Linked DNA regions of Homo sapiens: region 1 is linked to region 2. The links are chromatin contacts, found by Hi-C or POLR2A ChIA-PET in ENCODE. All regions are on one chromosome and are shown on one strand. Each heading gives the region's core, a stretch centred on a gene start or an enhancer-like site at or near the end of the contact. The rest is flanking DNA. Distances are from core to core; before and after follow the strand shown. Region 1 holds the start of PALS1 (protein associated with LIN7 1, MAGUK p55 family member). Region 2 holds the start of TMEM229B (transmembrane protein 229B).

Region 1 (5,215 bases), core at 830-3,329, 250 kb before region 2:
ACATTGGGGAGGGTGATGCTACTGGCACGTAGTGGGTAGAGGCTGGGGATGCTTCTAAACATCCTATGATGCACAGGACAGTCCCCACAAGAATTATCCAGCCCAAATGTCAATAGTGCCAAGGATGAGAAATTATAAGCTAGAGAAAGAAGAATTCATTGACGAGCTGGAGGAAGCTTCTTGAATTATTATTTATGTTATATATTTAAGAACTTAGAGGCGGGGCACGGTTGCTCACGCCTGTAATCCTAGCACTTTGGAAGGCTGAGAAAGGTGGATCACCTGAGGTCAGGTGTTCAAGACCAGCTTGGCCAATGTGGCGAAACCCCGTCTCTACTAACAATACAAAAATTAGCCGGGCGTGGTGGCTGGCACCTGTAATCCCAGATACTGGGGAGGCTGAGGGAGGAGTATCGCTTGAACCCGGGGAGCGGAGGTTGCAGTGAGCCGAGATTGCGCCACTTTACTCCAGCCTGGGCAAAAGAGCGAAACTCCGTCTCAAACAAAAACAAAAACAAAAGAACTTAGAAAAGGAAGTAAGTCACACACAGTAACCGTTTTTTCTTTTGGGGTATGGCTAGTAGTTTCTAGGAATCCTGGAGACTTTATCTGGATTTCAGTTAGGCATTTCACCAGTTCTCATGGCATCTTTATGGAGGAATATGGGCCAAGAAGACAGTTCGGTTGTGTCGTCCACCTGTATTCGAAGCCTACTGAGAAATTTTTGATGGCAGGAGCATTAAGGTCTTTAGTGGCATGCAGCAGAGTTCTGTCCTCCGCTCTGTCTTATTAAACACTTGGACAGAATGCTGATCAGATTTGAGAAGGATAACAAATCTGGGAAGGGTAGGCATCCCCAAAGATCTTCACCACCAGGAACAACGGTTTGCTTCGTTCAGGCCATCACAGTGTCCTTAGTGAGGGACACCACAACCCATAGGCTGTCCAGAGGAGCGTAATGGGGAAGAATGTGAAAGAGCTTGAAAATCAGGACCTGAGGACATTGCGAGATGGAAAAACACCGTGGGACAAAATGAGGAAAACCGAGAGAAATGGAAATGGCATATACGAAGGCTTTGAGGGAGGACTGTGCCCCTGGGGGAAACTGTGCCCCCGGGCTGGAGTCACAGGCATAGTTTGGCCTCATAGAAGGAGAGGTCGATTAACAAACCTTGCAAGTGTTCAAATGTGGAATGGGCTTGCTCGGAAGGTACTGTCAAGACAGAGACCATCCGAGGGCTTTTATTGCAAGTGTCGAGACACATTGCTGGTGTTTCTCCTTAGAACGTCCTCCAATCTGCTCTGACTTCCGCCCGCACCCGCCTGAGTCCTGCCCCATTCCAAGGGTGGCACATCCAGGTCCCGAGGGCGCCAGCCATGCCCGGAGCACGGGCTGATCTGCGTAACTCTGTCCCTTCGGGAGACTTCTGGGAAATAGTTCTAGTCCTTGCTATCCTTGCTTTCTGGTTTTCAGAAATCAGTGCAGCTGCTGGCTTTATGCAGTCTTCTGCGGGACACTGCACACATCCAGGTGTTTATGTCATTTTTTAAAAAAAACAAATGTTAGATTGGGTGACTAACTTGACAGGACATGAGGAATCTCTTCAAGAGGAATCAGATTTTCTTCAGGATACGTCATCCAGAGACAAGAGCCAAGGGATGTAGAAACCCAGGGAAGCCTCGCGTCCCCACAAAGCCCGCCGGCCAAATCCCGAAGGGGCTCTACCGGGCCAGCTAGCCCGGAGCAGTCCGCGTTTTAGACTTAGAGGCGCGCGACTGCGCGCACCCGGCTGGAGCTGCGGAGAGGACCAATGAGCGGGCGCTCTCTCCGCTCCGGCTCGGGATTGGGCAAGCCGCGCCAGCCTCTCACGGGCGGGGTGGGACTCGGATCCGCGCGCCCACTGCGCCAGAGTCCCGGGGGCGCGTGCGCGGTCTCGCGGCGGCCGCAGGGGCCGGTCTCGCGCGGTCTAGAAGTGGAGTTGCTGGCGGCTGCGGCGGTGACGGCGGCGACGGAGGAGGCAGGCGGTGGGGCGGGGGCGGGGACTAAGGATTCTGAGGTGGGGAGTCGGGAGTTTCTGGATTCTTTATCCGGAATTTCAAGGGCCGCCGGAGGGCTGTCGCTTCTGCAGTGCGTAGGAGCGGCCGGGGCGGGAGGCTCCGCGGAGCCGAGGCGTGGAGGTAAGAGGCGGATCGGCGGCGGCTGGGCTGTAGAGATCTTAATCAACAGGTCCCTGGGAGCGCGGCGGGGGAGGGGCGGGCGGCCGGGCTCCCCTTCCCCCACACGCTGCGCAAACTCCGGCCAGCGGGAGACCCCTGGCAGCCAGGCGGGCTTCCTCAGGCGCGCGAGCTGCGGCCGTGGAGGGTGTGAGCCCAACCTTTGTCCCTCGGAGCAACGCTGCCTGCGCGGTGCCCGCTCCTTCTGCTTGGCTGGGCATGCACCTTGGCGCGGGCCACAGCCAGCCGAGCCCGAGGTGCAGGGGGCGCGGCGGGGAGTCGTCTGCCCCCTGCGCCCTCTCTCCGAGGTCGCGACGCGCGGGACTCTCCCGGCCGGGTCTGGGAAATCGGCGAGGGAACGCTTTCCTTTAGAAGTCAGAATGTAGTCAGCGTTCCTCTGCCTGACTCAGCTGCTGGTATTCTGCTGCTCATTGCGTTCTTAAACACGCAAACAGTTCCTGCTTCCTTGTGACCACTTTAAAAGAAAAGCCTAGTTTTGTTCATGGTTTCTGATACTTTAAGGTTGCACGTTGAACTTTGAAGCATGTAAATTGTTATAACCTACGTTTAATGAAGTTTGCTTTAAACGATCTTTGTAGTAAATTATGTAACTTTCTAATGATCATAACTCACCTTCTGTTGATTGACATACAGTAATGTGTACGGAATGTAGGTTTCGGTCAAAAGGTTTTTCTTGGCAGTTTATGCTAAAATTAAAATCTGATGGCTAGGAAGTTTTTAGATGTAGTATGGAGTGTGTGTTTTGTCTCCATACTCGTTTAGAATAGTAAGAATTTAGATTTGGAAAGTCAGTTGAACAAAAATTTTGAAATTTTGATTTGACTGACGCAGTGAAAGGTGTTAATATTTCTGATTTTTTAAAAAAGCAATATCATGTTTTAATGATAGTTTACTAATTATGCTTTTGGATTATACCAGAAGTTAATAACCTGTTAAATTATGCAATAGGAACAAATGACGTGTTGGTTATTGGTGTCTTTGAAGTATTGGTGGTAATGAAACTTATTAAATAAGCTTCCTTGAATTAAGAACTACGATTTTTTTTTTTTACTAGATCCCTGTGGACATAGCTATTGTGGATAGGTTTTATAGGCTTTCTATTTGCGGCAGGATGAGCTATTAAATTATAATGTAAGAGATTTATAGATAAAACAGGCAAAAATAGGAAAAGCAATTCATTATTTTATCTTTAAAAATCTGGTAAATTTTACCATGTACCTGAATTAGTTTTGGCAAGACGGACTTGAACTTGACAAATTAAGGTGGATTGATTAACATTAATTTGTTTTAGAATGTTAAAACGGGAGAGAATATATAAGTTCTACTTGAGGGTGACCCAAGTCAGTACAGTGGGTTTAGCTTTTACATGATCTTGAATTATGATTTTGATTAAAAATCTCATCACAGGGGCACGTGTTTTCAGGATCTCCTGAGGGCTGTGTCATGGAAAAAATAAAATTTATCACCCATTCCAAGAAATTTGATCAATTTTATATATTATTTACTGAAATGCCCTATTTCTCTGATATTTTCTGATTTCAGAGTGTCTAGAAAAAAATAGTATCTTGACATATGTGCTTATATAGAATATAATTGTCTTTTCTTTTTTTTTTTGTGAGACATAGTCTCGCTCTTGCCCAGGCTGGAGTGTAGTGGCGCGATCTTGGCTCACTGCAGTCTCCACCTCCCTGGTTCAAGTGATTCTCCTGCTCTCAGCCTCCCGACTAGCTGGGACTACAGGTGCTCGCCACCACACCTGGCTAATTTTTGTATTTTTAGTAGAGACGGGGTTTCACCATGTTGGCCAGGCTGGCCTCGAACTCCTGACCTCAGGTGATCCACCCGCCTCGGCCTCCTGAAATGCTGGGATTACAGGCGTGAGCCACCGCCAGAATATAATTTTTTTTTTTTTTTTTTTTTGAGACGGAGTCTCGCGCTGTCGCCCAGGCTGGAGTGCAGTGGCGCAATCTCGGCTCACTGCAAGCTCTGCCTCCCGGGTTCACGCCATTTTTCTGCCTCAGCCTCCCGAGTAGTTGGGACTACAGGTGCCCGCCACCACGCCTGCTAATTTTTTGTATTTTTTTTTTAGTAGAGACGGGTTTTCACCGTGTTAGCCAGGATGATCTCAATCTCCTGACCTCGTGATCCGCCCGCCTCGCCCTCCCAAAGTGCTGGGATTACAGGCGTGAGCCACCGCGCCCAGCCCTTATGATTTTTGATCATATACTTACTGAATCATAGGATCGTTGAGTTGGAAGTAATCTTAGTGGTTATATAGTCTAACCTCTTCATTTTCCATGAAAAAGAAAGTGAGGCTTGCAGGAGTTAAGTAATCCGTAGTCTGACTGCTAGTTAGGGGCAGACTTGGAACTACATGAATGCTAAAATGCTGTTCTCCATATTCTAAGTCTCCATATTCTAAATTCAGTGCTCTTCTCAGGATGTCTCATTGTTAGATAAACCAATAAGTTGCCTTTTCCAAATCACTTAACTGGCAGGATTCTTTCTGTCATGGATTTTTTCCGTTTTCTTTTTTAATAACTACTAACTGCAATTCATTCCCCTACTGAAGAATTTTCAGTTTTTTAATATTTCAAACAATGTTTAATGAATATCTTTGTGTATGTCTCCTTGAGCGCATGTGTGGACGCTTTCCTAGAATGTATGTATACCTACCTATAAGTGGAATTGCTGATAATAGGTTGATATGTGTTTTCAACATTACTAGCTACAGCCAAATTACCCTTTTTAATGCTGTAATCATTTACATTCCTGCAAACAGTATGAGTGACAGTGGCTTCACATTCTTGCCCACACTGGGCATCGTAAGATTTTAAAATTTTTGCTAATCTGGTGGATGAGAAATGATATAATTGCTTCTTTTCTTTAAAAAATATTTAACTCTAATTTACATGAAATGAAGTTAACTTTTCATTGTACAATTCCAACTCAGAGAGCTGTGCAACTACCACAATCAAGG
Region 2 (5,065 bases), core at 2,246-4,745:
GAACGACGTTCCCACAGAGGCACCCATGGCCATCTCTTTACCCCCAACTCCCCTCCTACAGTCTAGGCTTGCTCACACCACCCTGGCTACAAATCAACTCAAGAACACACTTCCTGAGAAACTCTCCAGTCAAACTGACTTTGTAAGCCCAGGCTGAGTGGAAAACAGATTCTGGCCCTGAATTATAAACTGTCAACTAGGAGAGTCAAGATCTACCTAAAGTGGAAAAAGACCTGATTACCCCTTTTCTACTCCCTGCAAATTCCTGCATGGAATCTGAAGCTCTGGGTTCCCATGGACCAGCCTAGGAACTCCAAAAAAAGCTTGTCTGTTCAAGATTGCAAAAGCCCAGCTCTGCCTGCCATGCCTTCTGGGGAGCTTCCTTCCTGCAGGCCTCTGATCCCACCAGGCTACGGGCCCTGCACAGACATAACAGCCTTCAGGCCAGACAGGCCTCTGGGGGTTGGGAAAGCAGCCAATTGTCATTTTTTAAGGCATCATCAAGGAAAAGCCAGGGGCTGAGGCTGGAAAGAAAGGCCTGTGAGGACAGGCAGGGCTGTGCAGTTAGGAGCCTCTCACCCTACCTCGAGCTTGTCTCGCTGAGGAGGAGATGCTGCTGCTGATATGTGACAAAAGCAAGAGGACATGCTCCTCCAGATCCCCTGGTGGTCACTCTTATGGCAGCTAAGGCTCACAAATCCCCCCACCTCCCAGGGCCCTGGATGCCCTACTCCAGGCCTCCTAGACCAGCAGCACATGCATTGCTCATGGCTTCTGGGCAGAGTCCAGTCCCAGGTGATGCATGGTCCTCACTGCACAGATCTGAAGCCTGACGGCCAAAGTAGATGCTGTTTCCCAGGTGTGAGTGCTCGCTTCACTCACGCCAGACAATCTGAATGATATGGTTTGGCTGTGTCCTCACCCAAATCTCATCTTGAATTTCCACCATGTTGTGGGAGGAACTGGGTGGGAGGTAATTGAATCATGGGGCCAGGTCTTTCTCATGCTGTTCTTGTGATAGTGAATAAATCTCATGAGATCTGATGGGTTTTTGTTTTGTTTTGTTTTGAGACAGAGTCTTGCTCTGTTGCCAGGCTGGGGTGCAATGGCACGATCTTGGCTCACTGCAACCTCTGCCTCCCAGGTTCAAGCGATTCTCCTGCCTCAGCCTCCTGAATAGCTGGGACCACAGGTGCATGCCACAATGCCCAGCTAATTTTTGTATTTTTAGTACAGATGGGGTTTCACCATGTTGGCCAGGATGGTCTCAATCTGTTGACCTTGCGATCCACCCACCTCGGCCTCCCAAAGTGCTGGGATTACAGGCGTGAGCCACAGTGCCCGGCTGATCTGATGGTTTTATAAGGGAGAGTTTCCCTGCACAAGCTCTCTTTCTGCTTGCTACCAACCTTGTAATATGTGACTTGCTTCCCCTTGCCTTCCACCATGATTGTGAGGCTTCCCCAGACACGTGGAATTAACCCTCTTTTTCTGTATACATTTTCCACTCTTACGTATGTCTTTATCAGCAGCACGAAAACAAACTAATACACTGGGTCTGGCCTGGATTTTAGAGGCCATGTGGCCATAAGACGGCTCCCGCATGTGATGGCCCAATATTGCTTGACATTCCCCTCCCATTGCCCTGTGACAGGACCTTGGATGGGGAACAGACTCAGAACTAGAACCTCCAGACTCGTGCCCATGCTGATGAGGTGCCGAGCAGGCAGGATCGCTGGGCTGGTGATCCCCTGGGTGCTTGTAACATACTCACTTATCACACCCTTGAGTGTGCAGCTCACAACAGACATCAGGATCACTGTCCAGGAGTGTCCTGGGTTAACCTTTGTTGGCTGGGCCTCAGTGCCATTCTCAGCAACGTAGGCAAGCATCAGCCCTAGGGCTCAGCTGATCCTTGGCTGGGGGGCTGGCAGCTTCCATGTGTCCCTGGGAATAAAAGAGGAGGCTTTTATTAGCTTAAACTGCCCCCAGCAGATCCAAGAAAAACATTGCAAGGGCCTGGGCTCTGGGCTCAGCACCAGACACTCATCCCACCCTGGCCACCAGGGCCCCTTCCCGGAACCTACCCCCTCCTCTTTGCATCCAGTTTGCTCAGGTCTGATTAATCCAGCCACAAAAGTCTGGGATGGTCCTGGACAATCCACATGTCCAGGGTTAGGACTTAGGGCTTCTTGCCTAAATGTGTGAACACTTGTGAATCTGAGAGGGGATATAATTTTAGAATCCAGCTCCATTCTCATTCAGCTTCAAATTACATTCTCACCTTCACCCTGTAGTGGGTACATCTGTTCTCAAGGGCGGTCAGAACCTCATGGAAGGCAGACAATGTAGGACATTCGTTTCAGCACTTTGAAAGCAGAGAACAACCACTCGTGCAGAAAAACAAAATGTGTGCTAAACCTTTCTACGTACTATTCTACCTCTCTAATATTTATTCATCTCATTTTATTATTTCACCATTATTATGGTTGAGGCCCTTCCTATGAACATCAGTAACCAGCTACAAGCTAATACAAATCTTACTTTATAATGCCCTTTGCCATGTACTTTAAAAAAAAAAATCAAGTAGAGACGGGTCTTGCTATGTTGACCAGGCTGGTCTCAAGCTCTTGGCCAACCCTCCCACCTCAGCCTCCCAAAGTGCTAGGATTATAGGCGTGAGCCACTGTGCCTGGCCAGCCATGTACAGCCATGTTTTTACTACTATCCCTAAGACTTGACTATTTAATGGAGATTCCAACATTTTTTGTTTTAATATGAAAGTGCTAAAGCTTCCCTGAAAACCCCCTGGATACAACACCATCTGCATATGCCCAAGGACAGCACTCAGGCCCAGCATGGCCCTCTGGGACAGCCCAGCCACTCAGAAGCTGAGAACAGTATGTGGCTGGGGGTGGGAGCTGGCACTCCCCTGTGGATGACCAGGCAGGATGGACCAGAGGTGCTGGTCTGTGCTGATGCCCATGTCCACCTTCCCCACTCCCCTCTGACCACCAGGGTCTCTGAGTAGAGGCCGCTTGGGCCCTTGCTCAAGCTGACAACCTGTGAGGCAGCCAGGCAGCCGAGGAGAAGTGAAAGGGCAGGAGTGGGGGAACTGAAACTCACTGTATGGTGTGGTTTTGGGGGGTGCCCCCCTGGGTCTCCCCCCGGGGCCTCTGCACTGAGAGCATCACAGTGGGCTGCTGTGCTCAGCCTTGCCTCCCCCTCCCCAGCTCCTTCACAAACGGGACCCTCCAACCCTCCCTGATCTGTCCATCTTACCGGCTTCTTCCAGCCTGCCGGATGGCGGACAGGGGTCACCTTGACACGTACCTATCACCTTGAGGAAAAGGTTTTAACGGAGCATGTCCGAACCCTCTGGGACTCTCTCTCCACCAGCACCACAAGGACCATGTGCCTGGGGAGTTCAATCCCACCTGTGGAGACTTCTCCCCACCCTAGGCCCTCAGCCACATCCACGGCACAAGTCAGAACTAAAACAGAAACAGAAACCAAAGACCACATCCTGCCGGCACAGCCTGCGGGTTACTGCAGCCAGCTCTGGGAGCCCACTGCCTGCTGAGGTGCAGCCCTGGCAGATGAAGCCCCAGCACTCAGAAAGGCTCCTTTTGAGGGCAGTGTCCCACCAGACACCTCCCACTTCCTGGTCTGCAGGCTTTTTCCCCAGGAAAAACTTAGTTGCAGGGAGGATGAGATGATGGTGCACCTCTCCCTCCAAGTGCATAAGCTGTCCCTAGGCCTCACTGACACTCCCTATCCCCCAAGAGTAGATCCCAGGGGACAGGGGACATGAGGCTCCTTTGAGGACTGCAGGACCTGAACCAGAGTTTCTTGGAACATATGAATGAATGATGAGCCCTTATAGCAACTAACATATGGATGGAACTTAGATCATCTCTCATGATTTTCTCAGGCTCCTGAGGGGCAGGAAGGGCAGAAATGGTCACCTCTATTTTAGAAATGAAAACACAGAGGGTTCAGGACATTAAGAGATTTGGCCAAATCCAAACATTTGATTCAAATCCCAGTCCTCAGCCTCCAGAATCACCCTGTCCCCATACAATGTGCCTTCGAACTGCTTCCCACCCAAATCTCATCCTTAAGGCACATGTCTGCATGCAAGGGTCTTCAAGTCAGTGTAAACTACTTAGTCCATTCCAAGTAAGCTGCTTATTTTGCAAACTTATAGCTGAGTTTGTCCATGCAGCTTCTGGTCAATATGCCTGAGACGCTGCTGGGAGCGTGAAGAAGCAGAGACCACCGGCCTGTTTCAAGCACTGTCATCTCTCCTGCCCTCCTCTGCAGCCACCATTCTGACTCCTTCTTCCAGACCCTGCTCCCTCCTCACTCCTTTGCGATGCCGTCCCACAACCTCCAGGTCATTCCATCACTGATGTTCCCAGGGGGATCTGACCATCCTTCAACTGAAACATGTCATCCCATCTTAAAATTCTTTCTATGTAGCCGGGCGCGGTGGCTCACGCCTGTAATCCCAGCACATTGGGAGGCCGAGGCGGGCGGATCACGAGGTCAGGAGATCGAGACCATCCTGGCTAACATGGTGAAACCCCATCTCTACTAAAAGCACAAAAAATTAGCCAGGTGTGATGGTGGGCACCTGTAGTCCCAGCTACTTGGGAGGCTGAGGCAGGAGAATGGCGTGAACCTGGGAGGCAGAGCTTGCAGTGATCTGAGACCACGCCACTGCACTCCAGCCTGGGCGACAGAGCGAGACTCCGTCTCAAAAAAAAAAAAAAAATTCTGTCTATGTGTCTGTTTCCCCCACCACGCTATGAATTTCTTGAGATCATAAAATTTCTGCTGGATGGATGGACAGGCAAGGTGGAGAAGGGCCCAGCTGCATTTAAATTCTTGGGCGACTGAAACATCCAATGTTACTAATCAAACATAGCAATGTCTTGTGTTTTTCTCTAATTTATAGGCCACCATCACAGATGAGCCATACATGTTGGTTTACTAAAGGCAAGGCTGTCTCTGCAGGTGAAGGAAGCAAGGAGTGTGCTCACTCTCCTTTCTCCCATCT

The links. Hi-C counts contacts between places; a loop is a spot of excess contacts on that map. ChIA-PET counts read pairs that join two places held with the same protein, here RNA polymerase II (POLR2A). Pooled maps may share reads with other maps.
Region 1: a map of OCI-LY7 shows a loop between it and region 2 (12-fold over the local background). The contact joins the promoter of PALS1 here to the promoter of TMEM229B in region 2. A Hi-C loop is called at or near these places in 2 of 168 maps with a recorded cell type or tissue (CD8-positive, alpha-beta T cell and OCI-LY7), 7 of 37 single-sample maps with no recorded cell type and 12 of 50 pooled maps. POLR2A ChIA-PET finds 5 or more read pairs at or near these places in 2 of 52 experiments (RWPE1 and activated T-cell).

The regions. Positions count from the first base shown.
Region 1 is chr14:67,239,356-67,244,570 of GRCh38, forward strand. PALS1 (protein associated with LIN7 1, MAGUK p55 family member) reads left to right here and starts at 2,080. Exons shown (of 15, transcript NM_022474.4): 1 at 2,080-2,178. LOC124903330 (a long non-coding RNA gene) reads right to left here and starts at 2,054. Exons shown (of 2, transcript XR_007064217.1): 1 at 1-2,054. It also overlaps a transcript of GPHN not described here. RefSeq lists an enhancer at 1,432-1,711 and a silencer at 1,692-2,661.
Region 2 is chr14:67,485,226-67,490,290 of GRCh38, forward strand. It overlaps TMEM229B (transmembrane protein 229B), which reads right to left and starts at 3,496. Exons shown (of 3, transcript NM_001348543.2): 1 at 3,283-3,496; 2 at 1,775-1,947. It also overlaps a transcript of GPHN not described here. RefSeq lists enhancers at 2,838-2,907, 3,071-3,570, 3,208-3,627.